Regions from separate parts of the Mus musculus genome. Here all the other regions are linked to region 2. The links are chromatin loops, found by intact Hi-C in ENCODE. Cell type or tissue: heart. All regions are shown on one strand.

Evidence for each region. Peaks named below come from ENCODE experiments on the same cell type or tissue, not always from the same donor. Only the 100,000 strongest peaks of a DNase experiment are listed, where the experiment ranks them.
Region 1: it touches region 2 in a loop (4-fold over the local background); 3 of 42 quality-filtered maps call a loop at or near these places.
Region 3: a loop joins it to region 2, with 4 times the contacts of the local background. A loop is called at or near these places in 6 of 42 quality-filtered maps.
Region 4: a loop joins it to region 2, with 2.5 times the contacts of the local background. A loop is called at or near these places in 12 of 42 quality-filtered maps.

The regions. Positions count from the first base shown.
Region 1 is chr5:109,992,242-110,000,241 of GRCm38, reverse strand. It overlaps Zfp932 (zinc finger protein 932), which reads right to left and starts at 3,715. Exons shown (of 4, transcript NM_145563.2): 1 at 3,609-3,715. The coding sequence starts at 3,614. In heart, no CTCF peak of the experiment used is centred here; a DNase peak (open chromatin) is centred at 3,761.
Region 2 is chr5:110,053,799-110,061,798 of GRCm38, reverse strand. No RefSeq gene overlaps it. Among named protein-coding and RNA genes, the nearest start is that of Gm35315, 37 kb to the left of the region's middle. In heart, no CTCF peak of the experiment used is centred here; a DNase peak (open chromatin) is centred at 3,678; H3K4me3 peaks cover 1,028 bases; H3K27ac peaks cover 775 bases.
Region 3 is chr5:109,862,508-109,870,507 of GRCm38, reverse strand. It overlaps AB010352 (cDNA sequence AB010352), which reads right to left and starts at 3,797. Exons shown (of 4, transcript NM_001378279.1): 1 at 3,696-3,797. The coding sequence starts at 3,698. It overlaps Gm35089 (a long non-coding RNA gene), which reads left to right and starts at 3,888. Exons shown (of 3, transcript XR_389508.4): 1 at 3,888-4,185; 2 at 6,652-6,800. In heart, no CTCF peak of the experiment used is centred here; a DNase peak (open chromatin) is centred at 3,857; H3K4me3 peaks cover 1,314 bases; H3K27ac peaks cover 697 bases.
Region 4 is chr5:110,103,456-110,111,455 of GRCm38, reverse strand. Plcxd1 (phosphatidylinositol-specific phospholipase C, X domain containing 1) reads right to left here. Exons shown (of 8, transcript NM_207279.2): 8 at 5,503-8,000. The coding sequence ends at 7,823. Gtpbp6 (GTP binding protein 6 (putative)) reads left to right here and starts at 3,259. Exons shown (of 10, transcript NM_145147.5): 1 at 3,259-3,600; 2 at 4,259-4,396; 3 at 4,516-4,586; 4 at 4,673-4,803; 5 at 5,120-5,190; 6 at 6,099-6,257; 7 at 6,358-6,566; 8 at 6,798-6,946; 9 at 7,036-7,188; 10 at 7,288-7,479. The coding sequence starts at 3,285. The coding sequence ends at 7,435. It overlaps Zfp605 (zinc finger protein 605), which reads right to left and starts at 1,364. Exons shown (of 5, transcript NM_001163996.1): 1 at 1,139-1,364. In heart, CTCF peaks have their summits at 1,306 and 3,023; DNase peaks (open chromatin) are centred at 1,295, 3,195, 3,565, 4,445 and 2 weaker places; H3K4me3 peaks cover 3,819 bases; H3K27ac peaks cover 2,618 bases.

The DNA of each region.
Region 1 (8,000 bases), 62 kb after region 2:
TCCAGGTAAACTCAGCCAAGGATTGTGTGGCATTCCTTTATCTTGGTCATCCTGATAAGCCCCTAAAAGCAAAGATCTGGCTGGCCAGTAGTGGCCCACGCCTTTAATCCCAGCACTTGGGAGGCAGAGGCAGGCAGATTTCTGAGTTGGAGGCCAGCCTGGTCTACAGAGTGAGTTCCAGGATAGCCAGGGCTACACAGAGAAACCCTGTCTTGAAAACAAACAAACAAAACAACAACAACAAAAACCCCCAACCCCGCCACCCCCCCCCCAAAAAAAAAGAAAAAGAAAAAGAAAAAGAAAAAGAAAAGAAGCAAGGATCCCTGGATTCGCTTATTGTCTTGTTCTGTCCTTGACCTAGAACTGACCTTATTATTTGTATGTATTTAAAATGGTATTAAAGCAGGCTTTAGAAAAACAAACCCCCAGGGTGGTGGTGGCACAAGCCTTTAATCCCACTTTAATGCCACTTGGGAGGCAGATGGACTCTGAGTTCGAGGCCAGCCTGGTCTACAAAGTGAGTTCCAGGACAGCCAGAGCTAAACAGGGAAACCCTGTCTTGAAAAAACAAAAAAAACCAACCAACCAATGAAACAAAAACAAACAAACAAACCCGCCTCAGCCTAAGCAATGGCTGGACTCATGTTACAGTGTTGTCTAATTGCAGTCTTCTTGTCCGTCCTCACTCTCCCTTGATATACTGCTAACTGACTGAGCTGGCTTGGTCACCCTTCATTTTCTATTGCTACCTGCAAGGTAGAGATGATGGTGTAAGTTCTCATACCCACCTGACAATAAGCATACAATAAAGATTAAAATTATATGGGAAAAGAAATAGGTTGAGAATGCTTAAGCTGTAATTCCATGTCCTTCTAGGACCAATATAGCATGGACTGAGAGTCTTTACAAGTACTTAGTCCTTAACCATTGCTATTGTCTTCATTCCTTTAGCACAAGGTCCCCTTGAGGCACCCAGCTATTCCTCAACAAATGAGCCTAGAGGTAATTCTCATATTTAGGCTACCATGAATACAACTGCAATGAACATGAGGATTCATAATACTAATTTCAAGTTCATGGAAACTATATTGAGAAGACTGCTGGGATCCATGGCAATTCTGTCATTTATGAGAACTCCGTAGAATGGGGTTGCTTGGGTGTAGGTATTATGCCAAATATATCAGAATACATACATTAAATATGTGCAATTTTATATCAACTAGAACACAACATGGTCTAAACTAATTTTAGTTGATACCTATGGAAAAATCCCAAAATACTGCTATCAGAATTTATTGCTAATACACAATCCTGTGTCACATACATATCATTGTTCAATTCTGGACAATGTTTTATTTGAACTCTTTTTGTTTTCTCAATTAAGTTAAACTTAGTGAGGTATCATTTATGTGATACTAGAAATGTATTCTGTGTCACTAAAGTCTATGCTAAAGTCCTCTGTCTATGGCTTTGTACATTATTTCAAACCAGTTTAAGTTTCACACATTTACAACTATAAACAACACCATTATGGTGATATTTGTTTGTTTGTTTTTTTAAAGAGAGGAAAAAGAAGAAACCATAAAGTAGCAAAGACCAGCTACAGTGATTAAGGCTAAAGAGGAGCCAGACTAGGATGGATTTTGCATTCCACATATGCTGCCACCCTTAAGTCTCTTTTAGGTTCAGGTTCCAGGTTAAGTTTTGAACAACTTAAATACAGACTGGAGACTGCAAGTCTAGCCACTAAAACATATGGGAAATTTGCACAGCAAGCATATTCCGGGATCATTTCTTAAGGACACCAGTGCCCTACCACAGCAGGTTAGTGACAGTGTCCTAAGTGGAAGGTTCCAGATGATGAAAAACATCAGAAAAGGAAAAGGTAGAGAGTATAAAAGCTGGGGTGGGGAGGTCTTACACAAGCTATGGCTTATGCTAAGTCAGCTTCTTAAGAATACCATCTTGTACACGATTGACATGAGGGAAAGGGAAGGAGATGGGAGACACCTCTGAAGTCAGCAGAAAGATGAAGAAAGTAGGAAGTCCACAGAAACATCAGACAATGGGACACACTCAGGAGAAGGCTAATCAAACACTGCTGCACAAGGGACAACTCAGTGTATCTCAAAAACATTTCTGACCAAACTTCTAGTGGCCTTGGAACTGATAACCACAGCCCCATATGGTGGGAAGTTGTGCTCTCAGTATCTGATTCAACCCCTCCCAAAGGCCCTGCCCCAGACCATTCCCAGCTCCCAAGCACATTCCTGAATTTAGAGAAGGAGCTCTGCAAATGCACCCAAGAGTAGGAGATGTCAGGAAAGAATCAGACTCGGGGCTGAAATCAAACAAATAGAAACAAAAAGAACTCTATACAGAATCAACAAAACCAGGACCTGTTTCTTTGAGAAAATCAACTAGAAAAACCAGACTAACCAGAGGGCACAGAGACAGTATCCTAATTAATAAAATCAGAAAAATAAAATCAGAAATGAAAAGGAGGATATAACAGTGAAATATATCTTAAAATAATTATTCTCTTTTAAAAATGTTAACAATTGAAAATATTAAAATCATTTTCTACAAAACAAAAACAAAAAAAACAAAGTAAAGGAGCCCTGTTTTCTCTCTATACCCATGGCCTCAGGGAAAGCTCCCAAGGACTAGGCCCAGGCTGTGACTGGCTCTGGGTTTCAGAAGGAGCTGTGTCCTGCTCCAGACATGGGGACCTCAGGGAAACTGTAGCTGGATCAGGCTTGCACTCAATAAAACAGTCTTGTCTTCTCTTGTCTTTTCTTTTCTTTTTTCCCTTTTCACATGGCTGTCACTATGTGTCATCTTGCCAATGTGTCAGAACTACGCTTTTCTCAAGAAGAAAAGAAAAAAAGTAAGAAAAGTAAGAAGAAAAGTAAGGCACACCAGGCCTTACTGTAGATTGTGATCCTGTAATGCCCCATTGAGCAGCTGGTTAGAGGCCTGCTCTTTGATATGGAGACGGGCCTAGATGCTTACTGTAAATCAAGTTTGATTCCTTTGTTGTGGTTAGGAGCCATATTTCTGGGCAATCCTGGTGCATATGTATTATAGCATCCTAAACTCTAACTGCCCTGGTTAGCACATTACTTATCTGTGGGATATGTTACAGGCAGTGCACCCTCAGCTAAATTCTACTTGCTGTGACTTACTATTCGCTAAGCTTTAGTAAATCCTTTACATCATAAATTCTACTCTTTTACATCACAGCTTGATAGTGGATTGCTACCCAGCACAAGAGATGCCTTTTACAATCTCCACAAAGTTAACTCCAAATGGATTGTCCACCTTAATGTCAAATGCTAACAACAGAATTTGTAGAATCTAGGACTCTCTGAGTTTGGAATAACGCCAAAGATCTCGCTACACACCGGCCAAATGCTCTGCACAGATGCAGCCCCCACAGTGAAGTTATTCAGAGGCTACAGCTGGGTCCCGCGAGTGGCTAGGACCTCAGGGGACACCGCACATGGCCGCTGATTCCCAATGAGTCCCGGGAAAGACCCACCGCAGCAGATCGCGCTGCTCAGACCCCTGCTTCTCCCCATTGTTTTCAGTGACCCTGTACTCACCACCATGTCACAACTTCCAAGCTTGCCTGAGCACCCTCCACAGCATCCAGCGGCAGGACAGAGAGCACAGCATAAGGGACCATTCAAGCCTGCTCAGCTACTAAGGGAAACCGGCCCAAGGTATCCGGAAAACCCGCCTTCCCCTCTGACTGGCAGGTCCGCGTAGAGGCTCTGATTGGCCAGTAAGTCTTGAGTGACTCGAGCACCTCCTTTAGGGTTAGGGTGTGCTGAATGTACACAGTGCAGAGGTTCTCAGCCCTAGCTTCAAGTCCAGTGCCTGACTTTTTCCAGATCTACAGGGATTTGTATTTCTGTAGTATTTGTGCCTGTCCTCCGATAGCCTACCCATCTGTCTCCCCGCGCAGCCCCAGGGAGGCTCCACTACTCCACCTGCCGCTGCTCAGCCGCTTGCTTCTCCCCTAGGTGGGCAGTAACCCTGTGATCACCAGGTCTTGACTTCAGCCTGAGCTTCCCTCCCTCTGTAGGCTGTTTGCCTTCTTACTCCTGGAATCAAGGTAGGGAGCTTGCATAGCCCATTACTCAACTTGCAGGGGAGTTATCAATCTGTCCCATAAGCGGAAGGGTGCACAAGATACTAACAATCCAAGACAGATTTTGGGTAACAATAGTTTATAGAAATTAATAGGCTTACTAATTTATCACCCGCGCCCCCCAGTTCTGACACTTCGCTTTGTCCTCAGCCCCTAAACATCTTTCAGCATACATGATCACTTGTTAAAAAGTTCATCAAAAGTTTACACAGAAAATTAAATCATAAACTGAAATAGAAGTTTACAACAGAGAATGTTTACAGGCATGTGAGGAGCGGCCCGGGACTGCAGCTAAGTCTTATGACTTGCACCTGACTTCCTCATACACCTGAAAATAAGCCATGACCATCGACCATCGTGAGAGCAGGTGCACCATAATGCTGGCGGTGTAAACAAGTCCATATTTGGTGGAGGCGTGCCCCTGCTGCCCCCATTGGCTGAAGCTGCATGCCTGGTGAGGTGGCTTGGCCTGCCTTGAGTGGATGGGGGCTGAGAGTATATAAGCAGACCTCCCTGGGTTCCCAAGGTCCCCTTAGCAGCATCGAGGTGTTCCTGCAATAAAGGCTGTTGGGAAGAATCCAACCGTGTTGTGTCTTCCTTGCCGGCCGAGGTGGGCACAACACAGGCATATCCATTAGGAGTGATTATCTGGCTAAACATCCATCACTTGTCTCAGATCCACAGGTTCACAGAAGGCTTAAAACCATAACTAAGTTATAAGTGAAGTTCTGTATAGATAAACCCAGTCAGTATTTTACCTTCTGTCCTAGCTCCTATAATAAATCATTAGTTCCCTTTGGTCATTTTTTTTTTTTTTTAACAACCTCTTGGAATGTGCTCTGAGTAGGAGAAAGTCTGGTTACTATCTAAGAGCATTTAACTGGTGACATTTGAGGGACTGGCAGAGTTCTCGTTGAAACTTTGATTATCAGGAAAGGACTTAATAGCAGTCCCATTATAAAAGAGCTTAATAATCACAAATATAATTTTAGGAATTATTATAGGATCATCATTAAGACTTTAGTCATCTATTTGTCTATATAGCATCTCTACAAGAGAGTGCATCTCCGTGGATCTGCAGAGATCTGCTCCAGAGGGGTGTGCTGCTACTTAGTGGTAGTTATATATGTTTATTAATAACAGGGAAAGCATATTAATAGCAGGAGACTTTCCTAAAATGAGTCCCTCACAGCCTTGCTTAGTGAGGGCTCACCTGTCAAAGATTATATAATAATCCGAGGCAGGACACTTCAGGATGATCACCTGCTAGTTTTTAGCTTGTCCCATTATGGCTCCTGACACAGTGGGGCTGAGGTTGTATAAGAGGTCCAGGACATGCACAAAGCTGTCCAGATAAGATCCCCTTATCTATACACTCTACAGCACTGCAGATGTGTGCTAGCACATCTTTGCTCTCAAAACATAGTGTTTTTTAAATTGGAATTACCTTTAATCTTTCATTTAGCTTAAAGAGGTAAGGTAGTCGTTTTTTCTTGGGACAAACATTAATTTCATGTTTTCTAAGAACTAAACAAATTTTCACTTTCAAATTTTAAATGATTTACTTAAGAGGTCATGTTCTGTGATCCACTGTGTTCATTTTGTGCTTCCTTCCATGTCTTGGCAGCAGGTTGCTCTGAGTATAGGAACTTATGCCATGTTTTTCTTTAATTTTATTCTTTATATATTTTCTGAAGATGAGAAGGTGGAATGTTTTATGTTTGGAATGCTTGTTTGCAAGATGACTTTGTCCTTACACATTACATAATATGGATGAAGAAAAATGAGCAACTACTTAATTTTTATCAATTAAATATCTTCATATATACACTGCTCCCCACTCCATCATTAGCTATAGATAAGAAATGAAAAGATTTTACTTTGTCTAGAGTAGAAGAATGTAAACCAACATCCTCAATATAGTATTGGTTACAGTGCTGATTACAACCATCATATATTTGTTAAAATTTGCAAAAAAGAGAACTTTGTGACTTTTAATATCACAAAGGATGCCTTATGTAAAAGAAATTTCCTTACCCTACCTAAAAATTTTGAGCCCTAACAGTACATTTAAGCCCCCTTTTTTTCTGTTTGTCAGTAAATAGCTAGTAGGCAAGCCTAAGTTATTGAGAACCTAAATCATTAAACACCATCAAATAGAAAAATACCTACGACAGTATCCTGCATACAGGTAGGCTATCTGCACCAAGTTACATTATAACATGATCTATTGTCCACATGAGATAGTGACCTTTACTGGTTTTCCATAGTGCAATAAAATAAGCAAAATGCTCTTGTATGAATACTAATGTCATAAAGGAATCTGTTTTCTCCAGAAAGAGACACACATTAAAGACAGAATTTAGTGCATGTCAGTGCTTTGAAAGAGGGTTGGAGTCCTTCCCTCTCAGGGTCTCAATGCAGCTCACCACCTGCTATTTACTAGCATGGAAACAGCAGCAGACAGGATAAGGTTCAGCAAGTGGTGAAGGATACTTTCAGTTGGTAATATGAAATTTAGGTACCCAGAGGCCTGACTGCTCTTCCAAGTCCTGAGTTTTATTCTAGCAACCACATGGTGGCTCAAAGCCATCTGTAATGGGACCTGATGCCCTCTTCTGGTATGTGTCTGAAGACAGCTACAGTGTTCATATAAATAAAATAAATAAATAGTATTAAAAATTAAAAAATTGTAAATACAACTTATACTTAAAATGCAAGATTACACAGAATCCTGAAATATGTAAATAAGAACATCAAAGACAGAAAAGCCAGAGGAGCCACTCAGCTAGGGATGTAAGAATTTCCATTAAATATGCCAGAAAGATTTCTGACAGGACCCTGATATAGCTATCTCTTGTGAGGCTATGCCAGTGCCTGGCAAATACAGAAGTGGATGCTCACAGTCATCTATTGGATGGAACAAAGGGCCCCTAATGAAGGGGCTAGAGAAAGTACCCAAGGAGCTAAATGGGTCTGCAACTCTATAGGAGGAACAACAATATGAACTAAGCAGAACCCCTCAGAGCTGTGTCTCTAGTTGCATATGTAGCAGAGGATGGCCTAGTCAGCCATCAATGGGAGGAGAGGCCCTTGGTCTTGCGAAGATCATATGCCCCATTAAGGGGAGTGCCAGGGCCAGGAAGCACAGTGGGTGGGTTGGGGAGCATGGCAGGGGATGGGGGAGGAGGGTATAGGGGACATTCGTAATAGCATTTGAAATGTAAATGAAGAAAATAGCTAATAAAAAAATTTCCAGGGCTGGAGAGATGGCTCAGTGGTTAAGAGCACCCACTGCTCTCCCGAAGGTCCTGAGTTCAAATCCCAGCAACCACATGGTGGCTTAAAACCACCAGGAAATTGGTTGATGTAGGTTAAATAGACCAGTCCTTGTTTGGTGTATTTCCAATATTTAACTGGCTCATTGTCTCAGCTCAAAGATGCTTACTTAGCAAGTTGTGAGGTACGTAATGAGATCTGACATCCTCTTCTGGTGCATCTGAAGATAGCTACTTAGATATAATATTAAATAAATCTTTAAAAAAGTAAAAAAACAAAAAAAAACAAAAAAAAAAAACCAACCAACCAAACAAACAAAAAACCCCTAAAGGACAGTTGTTGATCACCTACACAAACAATGTTAAAGAAAAGTAAATGAAAAAGAAAAATTTAAAAAAATCCATTAAAATCATAAACTGTTCTTAAAGTCAGATGATTTATACCTTTGATTTATAGGAACCATAGCCCTTTTGGTGTATGAGGCTTAGATATATGCCTAAGATCCAATTTTGTGGTCATTATATTTGCCTTATGATATTTACATAGAAAGCATATTAGCTCC
Region 2 (8,000 bases):
GTAAAGAATAATATTAAAGAACAATATGGCATAAGTTTCTGTACTCAGAGCAACCTCCTGCCAAGACACGGATGGAAGCAGAGCATGAACACAGTGGATCACAGAACATGCTCTGTGGGAAGCCACATGTGCCGTTGCAGAGTGGCACTGACTACTGCTGGCCACCACGCATAAGATTGGACAAACAACCAATGTGTACATATGCAGTAAAGTTTTTTGCAAAGACACTGCCTGGCCCAGGCATGATAATGAGGTTCTGTAAGGTACTGAGAGTATAACCAATCAGATGTGAGACATGCAAATGAGGTATGATAATGAGGTTCTGTAAGGTACTGAGAGAGAGTAGCCAATCAGATGAGGAACATGCAAATGAGGCTTAGTGCATAACCAATCCGGGTGTGAGACACGCCCCTCCTAGGCCTATAAAAGCAGCACCAGTTCTGGGCTCGAAGTCTTTTCGCCTCTACAATCAAGCTCTCCCAATAAACGTGTGCAGAAGGATCCTGTTCTTCCTGGCCAGTCGAGCGCGCGCAAGAATGCTGTCTTAAGTAAATCTAAATGATTTCAAAGTGAAAATTAGTTTAGTTTTTACAAAAAATGAAAATAATATTTGTCCTAAGGGAAAATGACTACCACTATCTTTTAGGTAAAAGAAAGATTAAAGGTAATTCGACTTAAAAAAAGCAGTATATTTTGTTTGTTTGTGCTAGCCCATTCCTCAGTACTGTAGAGTGTATAGATAAGGGGATCTTATCTGGACAGCTTTGTGCATGTCCTGGACCTCTTATACAACCTCAGTCCCACCGTGTCAGGAGCCATAAAGGGACAAGCCAATAACTAGCTGGTGATCATCCTGAAGTGGCCTCCCTCGGATTATTATATAATCTTTGACAGGTGAGCCCTCACTAAGCAAGGCTGTGAGGGACTCATTTTAGGAAAGTTTCCTGCTATTAATATGCTTTTCCATTTATTATTAAACGTATATAACAATTACTAAGTAGTAGCACACCCCTTTGAAGCAGATCTCTGCAGATCCACGGAGATACACTATCTTGTAGTGATGCTGTATAGACAAATAGATAACTAAAGTCTTAATGATGATCCTATAATAATTCCTAAAATTATATTTGTGATTATTAAGCTCTTTTATAATGGGACTGCTATTAAGTCCTTTCCTGATAATCAAAGTTTCAACGAGAACTCTGCCAGTCCCTCAAATGTCACCAGTTAAATGCTCTTAGATAGTAACCAGACTTTCTCCTACTCAGAGCACATTCCAAGAGGTTGTTAAAAAAAAAAAAATGACCAAAGGGAACTAATGATTTATTATAGGAGCTAGGACAGAAGGTAAAATACTGACTGGGTTTATCTATACAGAACTTCACTTATAACTTAGTTATGGTTTTAAGCCTTCTGTGAACCTGTGGAGCTGAGACAGGTGATGGATGTTTAGCCAGATAATCACTCCTAATGGATATGCCTGTGTTGTGCCCACCTCGGCCGGCAAGGAAGACAAAACACGGTTGGATTTTTTTAAAACCATTTTTTAAAATTAGGTATTTTCCTTGTTTACATTTTCAATGCTATCCCAAAAGTCCCCCATACCCACCCCCCCAATCCCCTACCCACCCACTCCCTCTTTTTGGCCCTGGTGTTCCCCTGTACTGGGGCATATAAAGTTTGCAAGTCCAAAGGGCCTCTCTTTCCAGTGATGGCTGACTAGGCCATCTTTTGATACATATGCAGCTAGAGACAAGAGCTCCGGGGTACTGGTTAGTTCATATTGTTGTTAGATGACTTAAGTCTTAATGATGATCCTATAATAATTCCTAGTATTATATCTGTGATTATTAACCTCTTTTTTTTTTTTTTTTTGAGACAGGGTTTCTCTGTATAGCCCTGGCTGTCCTGGAACTCACTGTGTAGACCAGGCTGGCCTCGAACGAACTCAGAAATCCGCCTGCCTCTGCCTCCCAAGTGCTGGGATTAAAGGCATGTGCCACCACGCCCGGCTGTTGTAAACTTTTATTTCAATTTATGATTTGATTTTCTGTGTGAACTCTTGATGATCTTTTTAACATGTTATCATGTATTCTGAATGATGCTTAAGGGCTGAGGACAGAGAGAAGAGTCAGAACTGGGGGACTGGGGTGAGAGGAACAGAGCTGAGCTGAGGAGAAGTTTTTAGACAGAACACTTTTTAGATTAGAAGAAGAATGAAGAGTGGAGTAGCTTAGAAATTATAGGTAACATAAAATACTAAGAGAGCAATGTGCAGAATGCAGAGGGAAAGAGGAGAAAAGAAGATGTCCCAGGGAGCAGAAGGAGCAGGCAGTCTTCTCCTAACCATGGGACAGATCAGGTGCCATAGTAAGGACAAGGCAGGTTTAATCTTACTAAAAGAAACAAAGCTTTTTTCTTACAAACATGGGTTTAATTTATTTAGCATTAAAAAGGTAGAAGCTTTTTTTTTTTCTCTATGTAATAAAAATTGGAGCACATTTTTTTTTTTTTTTTAAATCCAGAATGAGTGAATCCTTGCTGCACCCATCCTTGGTCTTTTGCTCCATATGCATATGTAAGTATGGATGTGTGTACGTATGTAATTGTGAGAATGTCTGCTTGTGTGTGTGTAAGTATGTTTGAATGGAAATGAATAAATGAGCATGAATGAAGCTGAATATGAATTTATGTGAGATTATGCATATTTGCTTATGTAAAAATTTTTCCTTCTGGGAGTGTTTTCTCTTCTCCTGACTCAATAGAAGTCTACTGCTCCAAACTCCCCCCTAGCCCGACAAGCAGGAGGCATCTGGACAATAGGGGAAAGAGTCTAGCAATTAATCCTTTACTTAATCTCCTGCTGTTTTAGGGTGAGGTGCTGAGTGCCAGAAACTGCGATTTCTGACCTCAGAGGATCACAGAAGGCAGGTCAGCTACAACAGCATAGTAACTTAGACTTAGATAAGTAAACTTTTTATTATTCAGCAACCCTAAATTTTTGGTAAGACTTTGTCTTACCCCAGAATCTCCTAAGACAAAGTCTTACCCTCTGGCTATGCTCTTCCCCCTCCTCTGCCTCAAGAAGAACCTACAAGAAGGAACGAACAATCACCCCACGCTGGGGCTTAGCCACGGCACAACTGTATCCTTCTTAACTGATCATTAAAGATGTAAGTGAAAATAAATTATACTATGAATATAACAAACCAGAAATTAATAAGCCCATTCATTTCTATAAACTATTGTTTTCCAAAATCTCTCTTTAATTGTTAATTTCCTGGGCACCCTTCTGCTTGTGGGACAGATTAATAAATCCCCTGCAAATTGAGTAAAGGGCTATGCAAGCTCCCTACCTAAATTCCAGGAGGGAGAAGGCAAACAGCCTAGTGAGTAAGGGAAGGTTAGGCTGAAGTCAGGCCCTGGTCAGCACAGGGTTACTGCCCTCCTAGGGGAGGAGCAAGCAGCTGAGCGGTGGCAGGGAAGTGGTGGGGCCTCCCTGGAGCTGCGCAGGGAGAAAGATGGGTAGGCTATTGGAGGACCGGCACAAATACTACAGAAATGCAAATCCCTGTAGATCTGGAAAAGGTTGGGCACTGGAGTTGAATTTTAGGCTGAGAACCTCTACACTGTGTGCCTTCAGCTCTCTCTAACCCTAAGGGAGGTACTCGAGTCACTCAAGACTTACTGGCCAATCAGAGCCTTTTAGGCGCACCTGCCAGTCAGAGGGGAAGGCGGGTTTTTCCGGGTGCCTTAGTGCCGGTTTCACTTAGTAGCTGAGCAGTCTTGAATGGTCCCATATTCTATGCTCTGTGTCCTGCCGTTGTGTGCTGTGAATCGTGTTCAGGCAAGGTCTGAAGTTGCGACATGGTGAGCACAGGGTCACTGCCAACAATGGGGAGCAGCGCGAGCTGCTGTGGTGGGTCTTTCCCAGGACAGAGTGGGAATCGGCGGCCACTTGTGAGGTCCCCTGAGGTCCTAGCCATTCGCGGGACCCAGCTGTAGCATCTATATAACTTCACTGTGGGGGCTGCATCTGTGCAGAGCATTTGGCCTGTGTGTAGAGAGATCTTTGGCGTGATCCCAAACTCAGAGAGTCCGACTTTCTACAAGTTCTGTTCTTAGCATTTGACATTAAGGTGGACAACCCATTTGGAGTTAATTTTGTGGAGGTTGTAAAAGGCATCTCATGTGCTGGGTAGCAATTCACTATCAAGCTGTGATGTAAAAGAGTAGAATTGATGATGTAAAGGATTTACTAAAGCTTAGCGGATAGTAAGGCACTCCAAGTAGAATTTAGCTGAGGGTGCACTGCATGTAACACATCCCACAGATAAGTAATATGCTAACCAGGGCAGTTAGAGTTTAGGATGCTAGGATACACATGCTTGTTCACCAGGATTGTCTAGAATTCATAACAATGGAATCAAACTAGATTTACAACCAGCATCTAGGCCCACCTCCAGATCAAAGAGCAGGCCTCTAACCAGCTGCTCAATGGGGCATTACAGGGTCACAATCTACAGTAAGGCCTGGTGAGCCATAAAAGTTCAGTTTTCTTCTTGAGAAAAGGATAGTTATGCCACATGGGCAGGATGACACCTAGTGACAATCATGTGAAAAGAGAAAAAAGAAAAGAAAAGAAAAGAAAAGAGAAAAGAAAAGAAGAGAAAAGAAAAGAAGAGAAAAGAAGAGAAGAGAAAAGAAAAGAAAAGAAAAGAAAAGAAAAGAAAACTGTTGTCTTGAGTGTAGGCCTGATCCAGCTACACTTTCCCTGAGGTCCCCACGTCTGGAGCAGGACACAGCTCCTTCTGAAACCCAGGAACACGATTGGCAGAGCCATTCACAGCCTAGTCCATGGGAGCTTTCCCTGAGGCCCTGGGTATAGAGAGAAAACAGGGCTCCTTTTCTAAAACCTGGAATATGCTTGGGAAAGTGGTTAATGGTCTGGGGCCAGGGCCTTTGGGAGGGGTTGAATCAGATTCTGAGAGCACAACTTCCCACCATATGGGGCTGTGGTTATCAATTCCAAGGCCACTAGTGGCTTGGTTAGAATTTTTTTTTTAGATACACTGAGTTCCCCTTGGGCAGCAGTGTTTGATTAGCCTTCTCCTGAGTGTGTCCCATTGTCTGATGTTTCTGTGGACTTCATACTTTCTTCATCTTTCTGCTGACTTCAGAGGTGTCTCCCATCTCCTTCCTTTTCCCTCATGTCAATTGTGTACAAGATGGTATTCTTAAGAAGCTGACTTAGCATAAGCCATAGCTTGTGTAAGACCTCCCCACCCCAGCTTTTATACTCTCTACCTTTTCCTTTTCTGATGTTTTTCATCATCTGGAACCTTCCACTTAGGACACTGTCACTAACCTGCTGTGTTAGGGCACTGGTGTCCTTAAGAAATGATCCTGGAATATGCTTGCTGTGAAAATTGCCCATGTGTCTTAGTGGCTAGACTTGCAGTCTCCAGTCTGTATTTAAGTTGTTCAAAACTTAACCTGGAACCTGAACCTAAAAGAGACTTAAGGGTGGCAGCATATGTGGAATGCAAAATCCATCCTAGTCTGGCTCCTCTTTTAGCCTTAATCAGTGTAGCTGGTCTTTGCTACTTTATGGTTTCTTCTTTTCCTCTCCCTTAACCCCCTTCCGTGACCCCAGCAACTGTTTCACCCTCTAACAGCAGACAGGAGAGAAACAGGGACGGAGGAGAAAGAGATCCTTGAGTGGAGTTTCTGTCCTTGTACTGGACGCCCCAGCATGAGTCAAACAGTCTCTGATGCCCAGAGCAAAGATTAAAGATAGGAAAGGCAGAAAGAAGATGCAAAGCCAAGAGTTAGATTTGGGAATACTGCTGGGAATACTGCTGCAGCAGCAGCCAGCAGCAACCAGAGCCTTGAGTTTATTTTTTGCAGTGTTTTTAAACCCCACAGTATTATCAAAAGGAAAGCCACAAGCAAGTAGAAACAATTTCCTGAAACATACATAGAATATCTGTTCTTATCCAAAGGTACCTCCCTTTAGCCTCAGGTGTACCTCCTCTTATAGTTCCATGCCTCATCAGGCTGGGAAATCTGCCAACCTTGACTGCCTGGGTACATAGAAGACTAGGGTCAGTTCTAAGCATAAACATAGTAGTCAAGGAAGAAAAAAGGTGCAAACAAAGTTTCCTTGCTCACTGAATTCAGGGTCTTATCAAGATGGTCAAGATATGAGAAGTCGTGAGGAACACATTCCTCAGCTGTATTTATTTATTTATTTGTTTGTTTACTTTTGGTTTTTCGAGATAGGATTTCTCTGGGGAGCCCTGGAGCTGTATTTTTTTTTTTTTTTAGAGCTTACTTTCTTGTCCTAGCCCGTAAAATATTCTGGCCATTTTCCTAGAAGGGGTACCAAGAGCTGTCCTCACCTGGGAGAGCTCTGTCTGCCCCTAGGGTGGGCTGGAAGGGGAGAGCTGGGAAGGCCTGTGCTGTCTTGAGTCATTTAATCTCTACTCCTGCAGTAGGAGAGCTGCTACTGTCTGTCCTCTGGGCAGCCTAGCAATCAGGAGGAGCACCAGTGGGAGGTAGTTTGCAGGTTCCTTCCAAATTCTCCTCTGATGCAGTTCATCAGCTAGCTGTGAGGGAGACCATAAACCTTGCCATTATGATTGTGACAGCCACCAGGAAGAACAGGTTGGCTAAACAATCAGAGTCCAGTCTGATTGGACTGTGATTGACTGGGAACCAGACTGTGTTTCTTTTGGTCCATGTGGTGGCCTGGGCAAAGGGCCTTGTCCTCTGAGCCTGCCTGAGTGTGGATTCCCTGGGGGTGGGGGGTGGGGGGGTAGGTTCTGCAGCTCTGGGCATAGGAAGCTGGGTTGCCTATAATATCACTGCCTAGTGTGTACTGCATTTTCTTTTTCGTGTGCAGAAGACAAATTTCAAAACTGAAAACCTGGTTTCTAGAAGTTCTGAACATTGCATTGCAAATTCAGTTTTGTGCGATATTTTTTACAAACAGTTTAGAAAGTGGTGGAGATGAGGTTATGGGGATCCTCCTTCGGCCATATTTGATTAAAATCCTTTTTCCTCTCCACTATCACTAGTCACAATGAATGGAGTGATTCAGGGAAATTCAGTTCCAGGGTCGCCAAGGAGTTTCTGAGATGCAGAGGATTCTTAAGTGTGCATGGTGGTGTGCAGGTGGCTAGGGCAGATTCTACATCATGTGCTATAATCCATGTGGCAGGAGGCAGACATTAAATTATTCTTCAACCTTGGTTTGTGTGTGGGCTCATTGGGGCTGGGTTTGTGTGAGATCTCTAGTGGGTATTAGGTGCGGCAGAACCATAGCCCAGCTTTCTGATCACCTCCATACAGAGAGAGCTCTAGAGCCTCTGTTTGGAAGTGAGGTCAGCAGTAGCTGGAGGGATCAGAAATGTACCAGTTAGGGGTCACTTTGGGTTATTTTTGTGGGATTTGTGAGGTCTATGTTTATTCTATTTGTATACACATGCAGTCATGGGTAATATTGGTCATGTTCACATTTTTCCTGGCTGAGTTTCTTTCAGTCTTTTGATTGAAACTTGACTATAATTTGGGGCTTATGTTCTTGGCTTTTTTCTCTACATCTCATTATTTTTTCACAAATGTTGTAAAGCTTTGGATTATTGTAGCTCTGTGATAAGTAGGGATCCAATTTACATTGTGTCAAAATGTGTGCAATTTCTTTATCATCCTAGTGACAATTCTGAGGTTTTCACATGGCAGGTAGCTTTGGAATCAGCTTCCCCGTTAGGAGTTTTCTTTAGATTGATTTGAATTTATGATGCAAATTCATCCTACCCAACATCCCTTTTCTTTTTTTTGAAAACCTCCCTATAATGGTGTTGTTTACAGTTCTATGTTTGTGAAACTGAAACTGATGTGAAATAATGTACAAAGCCATAGAAAGAGGACTTTAGCATAGGCTTTAGGAACACAGAGTACATTTTTAGGGTCACATAAATAGTATCTAAGTATAA
Region 3 (8,000 bases), 190 kb after region 2:
GTTAGTTTTCACTAGTTTGAAGTGTGGAATCACAATGTTTCTTATTTCATTCTAAAAGCAAACTCTTGATTGTTGTTAAGGAAAACCAATGTCTATATAACTTTTCAATAAAAATAAATATGTGATATTGTACAAAATTGCTGCATTAAGTATATTACACATTAAGAATAAATACACCAAGGTATAAAAATGTTAAATGTTTAACCACATTCTCCAAAGCTAAAATGAAAGTGTTACCATCTAAGTTACTTAATGCAGAGAAAATAAAAAGATGAGTCAGTTATTTAAGACTATTGTTCAATTGTAATGTATCATCAGTATTTAAATTCAAGCAAAACAGTCAGTCTGTTTCTTAAACTCATTTTTACTCTTTTATGCAGTATGACTCATAGGCAGAAAGCTCTCATGCCATCCAAATACAGCCACTCTCTGCATTTGTACAGTATACTATAATACCACATTTGCTTCCCATCTATAACAACTCTTGCTACAGAAAGCTTGATAGTTCATTTCTCTTCTCCATATAATATGCTAAATAAACATTAGTAAAACCCTTTGAAGGAGATTGCTTCAGCTAGATTTTGTGCTTTCTGCCATTCTGTAGGGAGTTGGCAGGAATTTGACATTGAACAAGGACATGGAAGTAGGCTCAGGTAGGAATCTGACTTTGGGCTAGGACTTAGGAAGTAGGCTCAGAATAGAATAGTTACATTTGGGCTAATACAAAGCTCCAGGTAAACTCAGCCAAGGAGTTATCTAAGTCCTGCTGATAAGCCCCTTAAAACTATGATTCCTGGACTTTGCTTATTAGCTTGTGTATTCCTTGACCTAGAACTGACCATATTATTGGCATGTACTTAAAATGGTATAAAAGCAGGCTTGAGAAAAATAGACCTGCTTCAGCCTCAGCACTGGCTGGAGTCATGTTACAGGGTTGTCTGTCTTCTTTTCAATCCTCGCTCTCCCTTGAGATCCTGTTGACTGACTGAGCTGAATGGTCTCTCTTCATTTTCCACTGCTACCTGCAGAAAGACAAGATGGCTCAAGTCCTCATACCCATCTGACAATAAGGGTGCACGAAAGATTAAAATTATATGGGAAAAGGAATGGGTCAACAGTGCTTAAGCGGTAATTACATGTCGTTTTTATGACCAATAGAGCACTGACTGTGAGAGTCTTTACAAGAACTTAATCCTTTAACTTTCACTATTGTCTTCTTTCCTTTAGCACAATGTCACCTTGAGGCACCTAGCTTGTCCTCAACAAATGAGCACTGAGGTAATTCTCATATTTAGGCTACCATAATACAACTGCAATGAACATGAGAATTCTGGTTCTTCTTTAAACTAATTTCAAGTGCATGGAAACTATACTGAGAAAACTGCTGGGATCCATGGCAATTCTGTCATTGTTATGAGGACTCGGTAGAATGGGGTTGCTTGGGAGTAGGTGCTATGTCCAAATGTATGAGAATATATATATTAAAATAAGTAAAATTTTACATCAACTATAACACAACGTGGTCTTAACTAATTTTAGTTGACATCTATGGAAAATCCCAACCTACTGCTTTCAGAGTTTATTCCTAATACACAATCCTGTACCACATTCATATTCATTGTTCAATTCTGGACGATGTCTTATTTTCACTCTTTTTGTTTTCTCAATTAAGTTACACTTAGTGAGATATCATTTATGTAACCCTAACAACGTATTGTGTCCCTAAAGTCTATGCTAAAGTCCTCTTTCTATAGCTTTGTATATGATTTCACATCATTTTCAGTTTCACATACTTACAACTGTAAAAAACACCATTATAGGGAGGTTTTCAAAAATAAAAGGGATGTTGGGTATTTCTAATTTGCAGCATAAATTCAAAACAATCTAAAGAAAACTCCTAACAGAAAAGCTGATTCCAAAGCTATCTGCCATGTTAAAAAAAAAAAAAAAAAACCCTCAGAATTGTCACTAGGGTGATGAAGAAATAGTAAGCCTTTCAGCACAATGTAAATTCTATCCGTACTTATCACAGAACTACAACAATCCAAAGCTTTACAACATTCGTGAAAAAATGAGATGTAGAGAAAAAAGCCAAGAACATAAGCCCCAAATTATAGTCAAGTTTCCATCAAAAGACCTAAGGAAACTCAGCCAGGAAAAATGTAAACATGATCAATATTACCCATGACTGCATGTGTATACAAATGGAATAAACACAGACTTCACAACTCCCACAAAAATAACCCATAGTGACCCCTAACTGGTACATTTCTGATCCCTCCAGCTACTACTGGTCCCACTTACAAACAGAGGCCCCAGAGCATTCTCTGCTGGGGTGGGGAGGTCTTACACAAGCTATGGCTTATGCTAAGTCAGCTTCTTAAGAATACCATCTTGTACACGATTGACATGAGGGAAAAGGGAGGAGATGGGAGACACCTCTGAAGTCAGCAGAAAGATGAAGAAAGTATGAAGTTTACAGAAACATCAGACAATGGGACACACTCAGGAGAAGGCTAATCAAACACTGCTGCACAAGGGACAACTCAGGGTTTCTCAAAAACATTTCTGACCAAACTTCTAGTGGCCTTGGAACTGATAACCACAGCCCCATATGGTGGGAAGTTGTGCTCTCAGAATCTGATTCAACTCCTCCCAAAGGCCCTGGGCCCAGACCATTACCAGCTCTCCCAAGTGTATTCCTGATTTTAGAAAAGGCCCTGGTTTTATCTCTATACCCAGGGCCTCAGGGTAAGCTCCCAAGGACCCAGTTGAGTAGGCCCCAGGCTGTGACTGGCTCAGCCAAGCATGTTCCTGGGTTTCAGAAGGAGCTGTGTCCTGCTCCAGACATGGGGACCTCAGGGAAATTACAGCTTGATCAGGCCAGTACTCAATAATACAAAAGTTTTCTTCTCTTTTCTTTTTCCCCCTTTCACATGGCTGTCACTATGTGTCATCTTGCCAATGTGTCAGAACTATGCTTTTCTCAAGAAGAAAACAGAACCTTTATGGCACACCAGGCCTTACTGTAGATTGTGATCCTGTAATGCCTCATTGAGCAGCTGGTTAGAGGCCTGCTCTTTGATATGGAGATGGGCCTAGATGCTTGCTGTAAATCAAGTTTGTTTCCTTTGTTATGGTTTGGAACCATATATCTGGGCAATCCTGGTGAACAAGCATGTGTATCCTAGTAACCTATACTCTAAATGCCCTGGTTAGCACATTACTTATCTGTGGGATGTGTTACATGCAGTGCACCCTCAGCTAAATTCTACTTGGAGTGCCTTACTATCCGCTAAGCTTTAGTAAATCCTTTACATCATCAATCCTGCACTTTTACATCACAGCTTGATATTGGATTGCTACCCAGCACACAACCTCCACAAAATTAACTCCAAATGGATTGTCCACCTTAATGTCAAATGCTAACAACAGAACTTGTAGAAACTAGGACTCTCTGAGTTTGGGATCAAGCCAAAGATCTTTCTACACACAGGCCAAATGCTCTGCACAGATGCATCCCACACAGTGAAGTTATTCAGAGGCTATAGCTGGGTCCCGCGAGTGGCTAGGACCTCAGGGGACCTCACACATGGTTGCAGATTCCCACTGAGTCCCGGGAAAGACCCACCGCAGCAGCTCGCGCTGCTCAGACCCCTGCTTCTCCCCATTGTTTTCAGTGACCTTGTACTCACCATGTCGCAACTTCGAAGCTTGCCTTAACACCCTCCACAGCATCCAGCGGCAGGACAGAGAGCACAGCCTGCTCAGCTACTAAGCGAAACCGGCACCAAGGCACCCGGAAACCCCGCCTTCCCTTCTGACTGGCAGGTTCGCCTAAAGGCTCTGATTGGCCAGTAAGTCTTGAGTGACGCGAGTACCTCCCCTAGGGTTAGAGTGTGCTGAAGGTACACAGTGTAGAGGTTCTCAGCCCAAGCTTCTGTCCAGGGCCCAACCTCTTCCAGATCTACGGGGATCTGCATTTCTGTAGTACTAGTGCGAGTCCTCAGATATCCTACCCATCTGTCTCCCCGCGCAACCGCAGGGAAGCCCCACCACTCCACCTGCCACTGCTCAGCCGCTTGCTCCTCCCCTAGGTGGGCAGTGACCCTGTCATCACCAGGGCCTAACTTCAGCCACAGCTTCCCTCAGTAGGCTGTTTGCCTTCTTCCTCCTTGAATCAAGGTAGGGAGCTTGCATAGCCCATTACTCAACTTGCAGGGGAGTTATCAATCTGTCCCATAAGCGGAAGGGTATTAACAATTAAAGAGAGATTTGGGGAAACAATAGTTTATAGAAATTAATAGGCTTATTAATTTCTGGTTTGTTATAGTCATAGTGTAATTTATTTTTGCTTCAATCTTAATAATCAGTTTAAAAGGATGCAGTTATGCAGTGGGCCAGCCCCAGCGTGGGGTGTTTCTTCTTTTTTGGTTTTGGTCTTATTGAGGAAGCGGAGGGGGAAGAGTAGGCTGAGGGAAAGACTTTTGTCTTTTGAGATTCTAGGGTAAGACTTTGTCTCACCGAAAATTTAGGGTTGCTGTATAATAAAATGTTTACTTATCTAAGTCTAAGTTACTATGCTGTTGTAGCTGACCTGCCTTCTGTGATCCTCTGAGGCCAGAAATCACAGTTTCTGGCACTCAGCACCTCATCCTAAAACAGCAGGAGATTAAGTAAAGGATTAATTGCTAGACCCTTTGCCCTATTGTCCAGATGCCTCCTGCTGGGAGGGAGTTTGGAGCAGTAGACTTCTATTGAACCAGGAGAAGAGAATAACACTCTAAGAAGGAAAAACTTTTACATAAGCAAATATGCATAATCTCACATAAATTCATATTGAGCTTCATTCATGCTCATTTATTCATTTTTATTCAAACCCAGCTGGGCCCAGCTTTCATGCATTCTCACAATTACATACTTACACACACACAAGCAGACATTCTCACAATTTTATACTTACACACACATCCATACTTACATATGCATATGGAGCAAAAGACCAAGCATGGGCGCAGCAAGGATTCACTCAATCTGGATGAAAAAAAAAAAAATGTGTTCCAATCTTTATTACATAGAGAAAGAAAAGGCTTCTACCTTTTTAATGCTAAATAAATTAAACCCATGTTTGTATAGAAAAAAAGCTTTGTTTCTTTTAGTAAGATTAAACCTGCCTTGTTCTTACCATGGCACCTGTTCTGTCCCATGGTTAGGAGAAGACTGCCTGCTCCTTCTGCTCCCTGGGACATCTTCTTTTCTCCTCTTTCCCTCTGCATTCTGCACATTGCTCTCTTAGTATTTTATGTTACCTATAATTTCTAAGCTACTCCATTCTGCATTCTCCTTCTAACCTAAAAAGTGTTCTGTCTAAAAACTTCTCCTCAGCTCAGTTCCTCTCTCAGCTCAGTTCTTCTCACCTCTGTTCCTCTCACCCCAGTCCCTCAGTTCTGACTCTTTGTCCTCAGCCCTTAAACATCATTCAGCATACATGATCACATGTTAAAAGTTCATCAAAAGTTCACACAGAAAATCAAATCATAAACTGAAATAGAAGTTTACAACAGAGAATGTTTACATGCATATCCATTAGGAGTGATTACCTAGCAAACATCCATCACCTGTCTCAGCTCCACAGGTTCAATGAAGGTTTAAAACCATGACTAAGTTATAAGTGAAGTTCTGTATAGATAAACCCAGTCAGTATTCTATCTTCTGTCCTAGCACCTACAATAAATCATCAGTTCCCTTTTTATGACCTTTTTAAAATTGTTTTACAACCTCTTGAACTGTGCTCTGAGTAGGAGAAAGTCTGGTTACTATCTATGAACAATGACCTGGTGACACTTGAGAGTCTGGGAGAGTTCTCATTGAAACATTGATGATCAGAAAAGGACCTAATAGTAGTCCCATTATAAAAGAGCTTAATAATCACAAATATAATTTTAGGAATTATTATAGGATCATCATTAAGACTTTAGTTATCTATTTGTCTATACAGCATCTCTACAAGATAGTGCATCTCCGTGGCTCTGCAGAGATCTGCTCCAGAGGGATGTGCTGCTACTTAGTGGTAGTTACATATGTTTATTAATAACAGGAAAAGCATATTAATAGCAGGAAACTTTCCTAAAATGAGTCCCACACAGCCTTGCTTAGTGAGGGCTCACCTGTCAAAGATTATATAATAATCCGAGGCAGGACACTTCAGGATGATCACCTGCTAGTTATTAGCTTGTCCCATTATGGCTCCTGACACAGTGGGACTGAGGTTGTATAAGAGGTCCAGGACATGCACAAAGCTGTCCAGATAAGATCCCCTTATCTCTATACTCTACAGCACTGCAGATGTGTGCTAGCACATCTTTGCTCTGAAAATATAGTGTTTTTTAAATTGGAATTACCTTTAATCTTTCTTTTAGCTTAAAAAGGCAAGGTAGTCATTTTTCCTTGGGACAAACATTAATTTCATGTTTTCTAAGAACTAAACAAATTTTCACTTTCAAATTTTAAAAGATTTACTTAAGAGATCATGTTCTGTGATCCACTGTGTTCATTTTGTGCTTCCTTCCATGTCTTGGCAGCAGGTTGCTCTGAGTATAGGAACTTATGCCATGTTTTTCTTTAATTTTATTCTTTATATATTTTCTGAAGATAAGAAGGTGGAATGTTTCATGTTTGGAATGTTTGCAAAACGACTCTGTCCTTACACATTACAGCATATGGATGAAGAAAAAGGAGAAACTACTTAATATTTATCAATTAAATATCTATTCTGCTCTTCACACCATCATTAGCTATAGGTAAGAAATGAAAAGATTTTACTTTTGACTAGAGTAGAAGAATGTGAATCAACATCGTCAATATGGTATTGGTTACAGTGCTGATTACAACCATCATATATTTGTTAAATTTTGCAAAAAAAGAGAATTGTGTGACTTTTAATATCACAAAGGATGCCTTATGTAAAAGAAATTTCCTTACCCTACCTAAAAATTTTGAGCCCTAACAGTACATTTAAGCCCCCTTTTTTCTGTTTGTCAGTAAATAGCTAGTAGGCAAGCCTAAGTTATTGAGAACCTAAATCATTAAACACCATCAAATAGAAAAATACCCCATGACAGTATCCTGCATACAGGTAGGCTATCTGCACTGAGTTACATTATAACATGATCTAATGTCCACATGAGATAGTGACACTTACTGGTTTTCCACAGTACAATAAAATAAGTAAAATGCTTTTGTATGAATACTAATGTCATAAAGGAATCTGTTTTCCCCAGAATGAGACACAGGTTAAAAGACAGAACTTAATGGCAGGTCAGTGCTTTGAAAGAGGGTTGGAGTCCTTCCCTCTCAGGGTCTCAATGCAGCTCACCACCTGCTATTTACATGGAAACAGCAGCAGACAGGACAATGGTCAGCAAGATTCAGGGAATGGTAAAGGATATTTTCAGTTTGTAATATGAAATTGAGGTACCCAGAGGCCTCAGAAGACATAACTTCATAGATAGGTAAGGAGCACATGGTCTTGTGAAAAAGCCCATGAGTTCAATAATATAAAAATTTGTAAAAACAAGGCTGGAGAGATGGCTCAGCAGTTAAGAGCACTGACTGCTCTTCTAGAGGTCCTGAGTTGAATTCCCAGCAACCACCTGGTGGCACAAAACCATCTGTAATGGGATCTGATGCCTTCTTCTGGTGTGTGTCTCAAGACAGCTACAAGCCGGGTGTGGCCCAATGGGGGCCACTTTCATTCAGACTGCCACAGGTAGGAATAAAATCTGTGTGTGATAGTTAACCATTGTCCAGGTAGGCAGGTGGAGGGAGGCACAGCCTGGAGAATGTTCAGACTGAATGTTTCTGGGCAGGTATGACTTCAAAACTAGAAATTCTTTCTTAAGTAAACAGTTTGCTCAGATGTCCACAGGTCTCTTCCTTTGTCCCTGTCCTTTAGAATGCAGAGGTGACACTTAAGAAGATTCTAGAGTAATTAAAGCCCT
Region 4 (8,000 bases), 50 kb before region 2:
GTGTCTGAAGATAGCTGCAGTGTACTCATATACATAAAATAAATAAATAAATCTAAAATTAAAAAAAAATCAACATGTTAAAAAAAAACAAAACTAGGTATAGCCAGGTGTGATTAAAGAATGTGATGGAGGGCTGGAGAGATGGCTCAGTGGTTAAGAGCACTGATTGCTCTTCCAGAGGTCCTAAGTTCAAATCCCAGCAACCACATGATGGCTCACAACCATCTGTAATGAGATCTGATGCCCTCTTCTGGTGTGTCTGAAGACATCTACAGTGTTCTTAAATATAATAAAATAAATCAATCTTTGGGCCAGAGCAAGTGGGGCCAGAGCAAGCAGAGGTCCCGAGTTCAATTCCCAGCAACCACATGAAGGCTCACAACCATCTGTACAGCCACAGTGTACTCATATACATAAAAATAAGTAAATCTTTTCTTAAAAAAAGTATGTGATGGAAAGTAAATAGGAATATCTCTCTGCTTAGGGGGAGTTTGTATACAGCACAAGAGTCAAGAAACTGAAGGAAGAAAAGAAACTTAACCAGTTTGTTTAAAAACATTTTTATTGGGACTGATAGGTGGGTTTCTGAGGCAAGCATAAAAATGGAGAGGGCCACTTTCAGGTTTGCCATTGCTAACAAAGTACAGTCAGATCTAAGCACTATTGTACTTAGACGATAAGTCTTGACAGTGAGCCTCTCCTAGAATCCAAAAGGTGAAAGATTTAATCATTTCTGCTGTTTCTCAGGAAGACAGGGTCCTTATGGCACCCGAATGACTGATGATTACTGTCTTCACCAACAAAAAGAGCACACATACATGCCGTCCGGGACTCACTGGTTTACAAACATACAAAGCAACCCCTTCCCGCCCCACAAGACTTGTCTGGGGAATCCCACTAGTTCTTCATTTACCTGGCATTGACACCTGTTCTCACAGGCCAGAATGTTCTGTGTTCGGATGTTCCATCATCTAATCCGCGTGCCTTATTGTCCCTGACAGGGTGCAGCATCAGTAATGGCACCGTCACCTTCTCCCACCCTCCTCCTGCACTCCCTCCTTCAGCCACCTCTTCTTGCCCCAACCTCCTACCAGGCTGTTGGACACAATCCCTCAAGAGTGCTCAGGGCCCGCCTCACCTTAATCCTTACCAAAACCGGGACCGCCATTCTGCGCATGCGCAATTCCCCTCTCCAATGGCTCCGCACCTGCTCCAGGCAGAGCCTAAACGCTCTTTGAGTTTGCCAAAGACCAGATTGGATACAGACTTAGCTCTCTACAGGATCACGTCATCTGTCACTAGCTTCACTAGGGCTTACTGCAGACCTAACAGCTGCAGAGTCGGTGTGGCCCAGTAGAGGAAGTGTCGATGTAGAACTACATTTCCCAGAGATCCACTGGGGCAAATGTGCCTGGGACTGAAGGATGGGCTTCACTTCCGGACCCACCCCTCCACCCCCCACCCCCAGCCTTCATGTTCCCTTAAGACGATGTCATCAGCAAGGGCCCTTACCGTTGTATTGTCTCACTGGCCTGAAGTATTTTACTACTACTACTACTTCTTCTTCTTCGGCCCTTACCGTTGTATTGTCTCACTGGCCTGAAGCATTTTACTACTACTACTACTACTACTACTACTACTTCTTCTTCTTCTTCTTCTTCTTCTTCTTCTTCTTCTTCTTCTTCTTCTTCTTCTCCTTCTCCTTCTCCTTCTCCTTCTCCTTCTCCTTCTCCTCCTCCTTCTTCTTCTTCTTCTTCTTCTTCTTCCTCTTCTTCTTCTTTTAAAGATGCATTTATTTTATGTATGTGAGTACACTTGTCGCTGTCTTTAGACACACCAGAAGAGGGCATCAGATCACATTACAAATGGTTGTGAGCCACCATGTGGTTGCTGGGATTTGAACTCAGGACCTCTGGAAGAGCAGACAGTGCTCTTAACCACTGAGTCATCTCTCCAGTCCTATTTTATTTCTTAAAACTCTTTTTTATTTTAAAATGTATTTGTTTATTTCATGTATATTAGTGTTGTGCCTTATATGCTTGTGCACTGTGTGCATGCTTACAGAGGCCAGGAGGGTGTTGATCCTCCTAAGACTGTTGTGAGCTCTTATGTGGGTGGTGGGAATTAAACTTGTGTCCTCTGGAAACGCACCCCTGAGCCATCTTTCTGTCACCCAAAGCAGATAATTTAAAGGAAGAATTCATTAACTTTTAAATATCTCTTGATGTTCTTGGCTTCTATACCCAAATTAGACATTTCAGCACTACTGTCTGCATCCAGGAAGATACTCATGAAGAGCCAAATATGTGAGTGCTAGGAACTGAACCCCAGTCCTCTGGAGAAGCAACCAGTGCTGTGACATCTTGAACTATTTTAATCATGACTATGTTCAGTGGAGCAGCCAGTCTCTTTACTAGTCTGAGAGACATCTCCAGCTTGGGTTTTGTTTTGTTTTGTTTGTTTGTTTTGTATCCCCTAGTTCCCTGCTTCAGGCAAGTAAGCTAAATGGATTGTCAGCAGCACACATCCCAAGGCTTGATTTGTTCCTACTTTATATGAATATGTCCCCACAACTCCACTCCAGAAAATATATAAATGACTTGAAAAAAAGATACACAGGAGAGAGAGAGAGAGAGAGAGAGAGAGAGAGAGAGAGCGCGCAGCTATCCCAGGTCACAGATATATTCCATTTAGTTCCTTCTAGTTCTTGGTACTGAACATCCTCTAGCCTACCATCTGTGACTCCATCTTCCTCTGTGTTGAGGAGAGTTTCCTGTGGCCCAAGTAAGTTTCAACAGAAACATGAATATTTGTAATTTCTTATAACTAAGCATAAAAGCTAACACATTTTATAACTTATTTGAATTCTATTTTAACATTCAGTGCTAGATTATTTCAATAGCCTATGTCCTTTATACCTAACTTTATTGTCTTCATAAAAGTTGTCATAGGCCAAACCCTGAGTTCTATTGAGTCCTGTGTTGTTCCTTTTGAAATTGCTGTGCCTACACTAACTCTATTCAGATCTTCCACCACTAGGCTTATTTTTATTTGTTTTGTTTTAGAGGCATTGTCCTTTCGGCCCCGCCCCTCGCCGCATGCGCCTTGCTGTCCTTTCTCCCTGACCCCGCCCCTATCCAAGTTTTTCGCTGCGGGTAAGCGATCTGCTCTCGATCCTCCCAGAGCCACCCTTCGCGGCACGCACATGCGCCCTGTTGTTCTTCCCGTCCCTCCCTGCTCTCCCTCCCCCGCCCCCGCAGTCTCTCGCTGCGCGCGCACGCGCCATGCTTTTTCTGCGCGCCGCCGTGCTCCCGGGGTTCTGGCTCCCGCGTGTGCGCCGCGTACAACTCGTTCGGAGCCCCGCGGTGACCCTGCCAAGTCCCGTCCGCACTGTCCACGCCGGGAGCCGGGTCTGGGGGAGCGCGTGGGCGGGGGGCGGTCCCGTCCGTGGTGGGGGCGAGGAGGACCCCCGTGAGGACGAAGAGGAAGAGGAGGATGAGCTGCTCCGCGCCCCACCCCTCCTGCCCTTGGATACACAGCGCGTTTGCGTCCTGCATCCTGACGTCAAACGCCCGGCCGGAAAAAAGCCTCGAAGCACAGGTATCGGGTAGGGCGAGAGTGGGGATTGAGCAGGGAAGCCGGAAGGGGCGAGGACCTGAAGGCCGAAACTTACTAGTGCTATACAGGAAGGCCACGGGGAATTGGGGCGGCGGTGACGCCTAGTTCTGGAAGGGGCGGAGTCACGAGAAAGGAAGGAGAAGCCGAGGGAGGAGCACTGGGGGCAGGGTACTATGATGGACATCGGGCGTACGGTAGAGAGTGTGGATAGTCTGGGATGTGCTGGGTTCGTGGCTGCTCTCCTGGTGGAGTCGGAGTCTGGCGAGCTTGCGTGCTGGGGGCGTGATCTGGCTGAGCATGTGATGGTACCTGGGCCTGCCCGATGGGTGAGGCTGCGCGTGCTCCGGGTGGGACCTTGGGGCGGGACTATCCTAAATTTGTAGGCGGAGTCTGGGGGGGGGGAACATTGGGCGCTGGGGGCGAGTCCTAGAGGTTCTGCCTTTCCCTGGTAGAGCTTTGGATCATGGCCTGGCGAGCTTCTTAGGGTTGTGATGTGAGCTGCAGGGTGGGGACATGGTGTGGGCGGGGGATGCGGACTCTGCGCGGGCGCGGTTTCATCCCAGAGCTAACCCTGTCCACCGCCGTGGTCCGAGGTCTTCCCGCTCGGCCCTTGACTGGATGGACCCTTGTGTCCTCACAGCGGAGTGGCAGGTGGCAGAGGCGGCCGCCCTGGTGCGCGCACTTCCAGGATGGTCGGTCGCGAGTACCCTGGTGGTGCCCAGCGCAGCGCCTGGCAGCAGGCTGGTGTTCGGCAAGGGCAACTTTCAGGACGTGACAGGTGAGCGGTACCTCACCTTTGGCCGCTGGGCATGCGCCTCACCTGCGCTGGTGTAGGATGGGTCAGACTGCCTCCCGTCCTCCTCCTAACCCCATGACGGGCCACTCCCTGTGCTCCAGAAAAGATCAAGGGATGCCAGGACATCACGTCCGTGTTCCTGAACGTGGAGAGGATGGCGCCACCGACCAAGGTTCCCTTGTGTCCCCCCTGATCCTCACATGACCCATGACACCATGTGACCCCTGACTGATCCCTGCGTGGCCCCCATCTCCTCAGAAGGAGCTGGAGTCCGCTTGGGGTTTGCGTGTGTTCGACAGATTCACCCTAGTTCTGCATATCTTCCGTTGTAACGCACGCACGAGGGAGGCCCGGATGCAGCTGGCGCTGGCAGAGATCCCGCTCCTCAGGTTCGCGGGTGATGTTCCCCGCATGTCCTCCCCTCGTGTTTTTACCACCTGCCCTCTCAGGGAGTCTGTGGGTGATGCAGCATGTAGTGCTCCCCACATGTTCTCTTCACATGTCCTTGGGTACTCTCCGTATGTCCTCCCTACATGTCCTCCTTGCGTATCCTCTCGCGTGACTGTAGATGCTGCAACAGGTGGCAGGTGGTGCTCTCCGCAGTTCCTCCCCGCATGTCCTCTGCACATATCCTTGGACGCTGTGACAGGGGTGCTCCCTGTGTCCTCCCCTCCCCTCATGCGCTACCTACCTGCCTCCCTCCAGGTCCTCTGTGAATACCGACTCTGGGCAGCAAGACCAGCAAGGCTGGGGCTCCCGGTACATCATGGGGTCAGGTAAGGGCCAGAGGTGTGTAGAGGGGATATTGGGGAGAAGGGGGACATGGAGGGGAACACAGGCCTGTGATGCGGGGCTGTGACTGGGGTCTAATGTAATGACTGAGCCCTGGGATCACAGCAGGAGGGACTGCAAGGTATGGAGAGTTCACATGACCCCTGACCTTTACATGGCCCCCTTGTGCTCACTTCATGACCTCTCCTGATCCCGGAGTTCATTGTGTACCCGTCGCAGCCACACAAACTGGGTTCCTGAGTGGGAGGTTGGAGCTGTAAGGGAGGAAACGAAAGAAGAAACGAGACCAAGACAAATTTCTGATCATGGCCCAATGTTTACTAAGAGTCTGTGCTTATAAAGGGGGAAAGCCCATTTCCCTGCCACCCAGACTTCTTGATGCTTTGTTGCCAAGTTGTTAGCACTTAGTCTGCTAGAGCTGCTAGCATTAGGTCGCCAATTCGACAGATTGTCAGCTATCCCAGGAATATCTCAGGAAGACAGGTTCAGCCTTTTGGGTTATTGGCATCTTGGAGAAGAGCAGCACAGGTGACAGAATAGACCTATCTAGGTCTGGAAGACTCCACCGTAGGTGGTCTCATCCACAGTGTCAGAATAACAGGTCTGAGTCAGCCTGCTCAAGGCTGGGGATGCTATACATTGACCTACACAAGAATCTGCTCAGAGCCCAACTGCTTCATGGATGTGTGACAGGCCGGCTGACTATGTCTTTCTGTGAATGACTGGTGTGATCCCCCATGGGAGGATCTGCTCATGCGTTGCCTGTCTGGGGCAAGGTCAGGCGGGATTCCCCCAAGAATGTGATGTTCATGCCCACAGAAGACCCTGAAGTTCTGCACCGGGCCACAGTTCTCCTTCCCCTGCCCCCATACTGTGTCTCTTGTCCTCCCAGGAGAGTCACCCACGGAGCTGCGGGCCCGCGCACTCAGGGACCGGGAGCTGCGGCTCCGTCGTGTCCTTGAGCGGCTTCGGGATAAGCGGAGGCTGATGCGGAAGGAGCGGGTGCGGCGAGAGTTCCCTGTGGTGTCAGTGGTGGGATACACCAACTGTGGTGAGGAGGGAGGGGCCCTCATGGGAGGCCGGGGTGCACCAGTGTAGGCATGGCAAGAGCTGGGGCTGACAGTGCCACGTTCTCACCTGCTCCCTCCCAGGGAAGACCACACTCATCCAGGCTCTGACGGGTGAGGCTGCTTTGCAGCCGCGGGACCAACCGTTTGCTACTCTTGATGTCACCGTACACGCGGGGTTGCTCCCCTCACGCCTGCGCATCTTGTACGTGGACACTATTGGCTTCCTGTCCCAGCTGCCGCACAGCCTGATCCATGCGTTCTCTGCCACACTGGAGGACGTGGCTTACTCGGTGGGTTTCAGGGACCTGACGGTTGGAGCCTGTCCTCTGTGCGGTCCTCTGTGGGTGTCAGGTCACTCTCCTTGTAGGCCTGGGTGTGACATGATACCCCGGCAGTTTCTGTCTGCAGACTGCTTCTGTCCTCTGGCCACACCCCTAGACCACACTCCTCATCTCCCACCTCTGACCACACCCCTTCATGATGCCTGATCTTGCTCCTATCCCCAACCACGCCCCATACAGGATGTCCTGGTGCACGTGACTGATGTGAGCCACCCTGATGCAGAGCTGCAGAAGGCCACTGTCCTGTCCACATTGCGGGGCCTGCATCTGCCTCCCGCACTGTTGGAGTCAGCGTTGGAGGTTCACAGCAAGGTGGACCTGGTGCCGGGGTGAGTGTGGTACGATGGGCAGGGTGGTGGCCCACACCGCCCTCCCGGCCAACCCCACATGAGATCACCTAAGTCCCCCGCCCCTGCAGGTACACTCCACCATGCTCTGGAGCCCTGGCCGTGTCTGCAATCTCAGGGCGTGGGCTAGACGAGCTGAAGGCCGCACTGGAGGCGTCAGTGCTGCGTGCCACAGGCAGGCAGGTCCTCACGCTATGTGTGCGCCTTGGGGGACCCCAACTTGGGTGAGTCGTGTGGGGGTGCCCACCCGTGCCTGTACCATCTCTCAGCACGCCCTGAGACCTCCCAGCATGCCTGGTGGTGATTTTTGTGTGTCCCTGCAGCTGGCTCTATAAGGAGGCGGTGGTGCAGCAGGTGCAGGAGCTGCCAGAGGGTGATGCGGCCCACGTGACCGTCGTCATCACCCAGGCTGCCTATGGCCGGTTCAGGAAACTGTTCCCCATTGACGCCCCTTCTGCCCTCCCACATTGACTGACAGTAACTTATTAAAGCAGGATATGTCCTGTGTCTCCCTCACCGGCCTGGTTTTGTATAGGTGACTGGGAAGAGTCCCTGTTACAAGGGAAATGGTGCTTGTACTCAGTAGCTGGGGTGGAGCTTCCCTTGGGAGCAGAGACTGTTTCCAAGGCCTGGGTCTAGCCTGGGCTGCCAGAGACCACAAAAACATCCGCACATGTGCGTTAGTTCAAAATCCGTTCATCAATGGAGGCCTGAGCACCTGGTGATGCGAACAGAAGTGACACATACGTGGCCACCATGTGTTCTGCAACAGCATCATGACAGCAGAACATTCTGGGCCCTGGCCTGCTGGGTCTGAAGGTCTCCGAAGTGGTGACCCCCGTCTTGGGGATGTGGCAGTTAGGGAGACAGCAGTTTGCAATTCAGGCTGATGACCTTACTCACGAAGCCATCCGCATCCACGAAGTCGCCTGCGATGATGTTGGTGCATTGAGGGCTCTGCCCCGGCTGCTGTGCACACACCCACTCGGTCATGAGGGGGAGGCTGCGACGTGTCATCTCCTCCAGGGAGTCCACT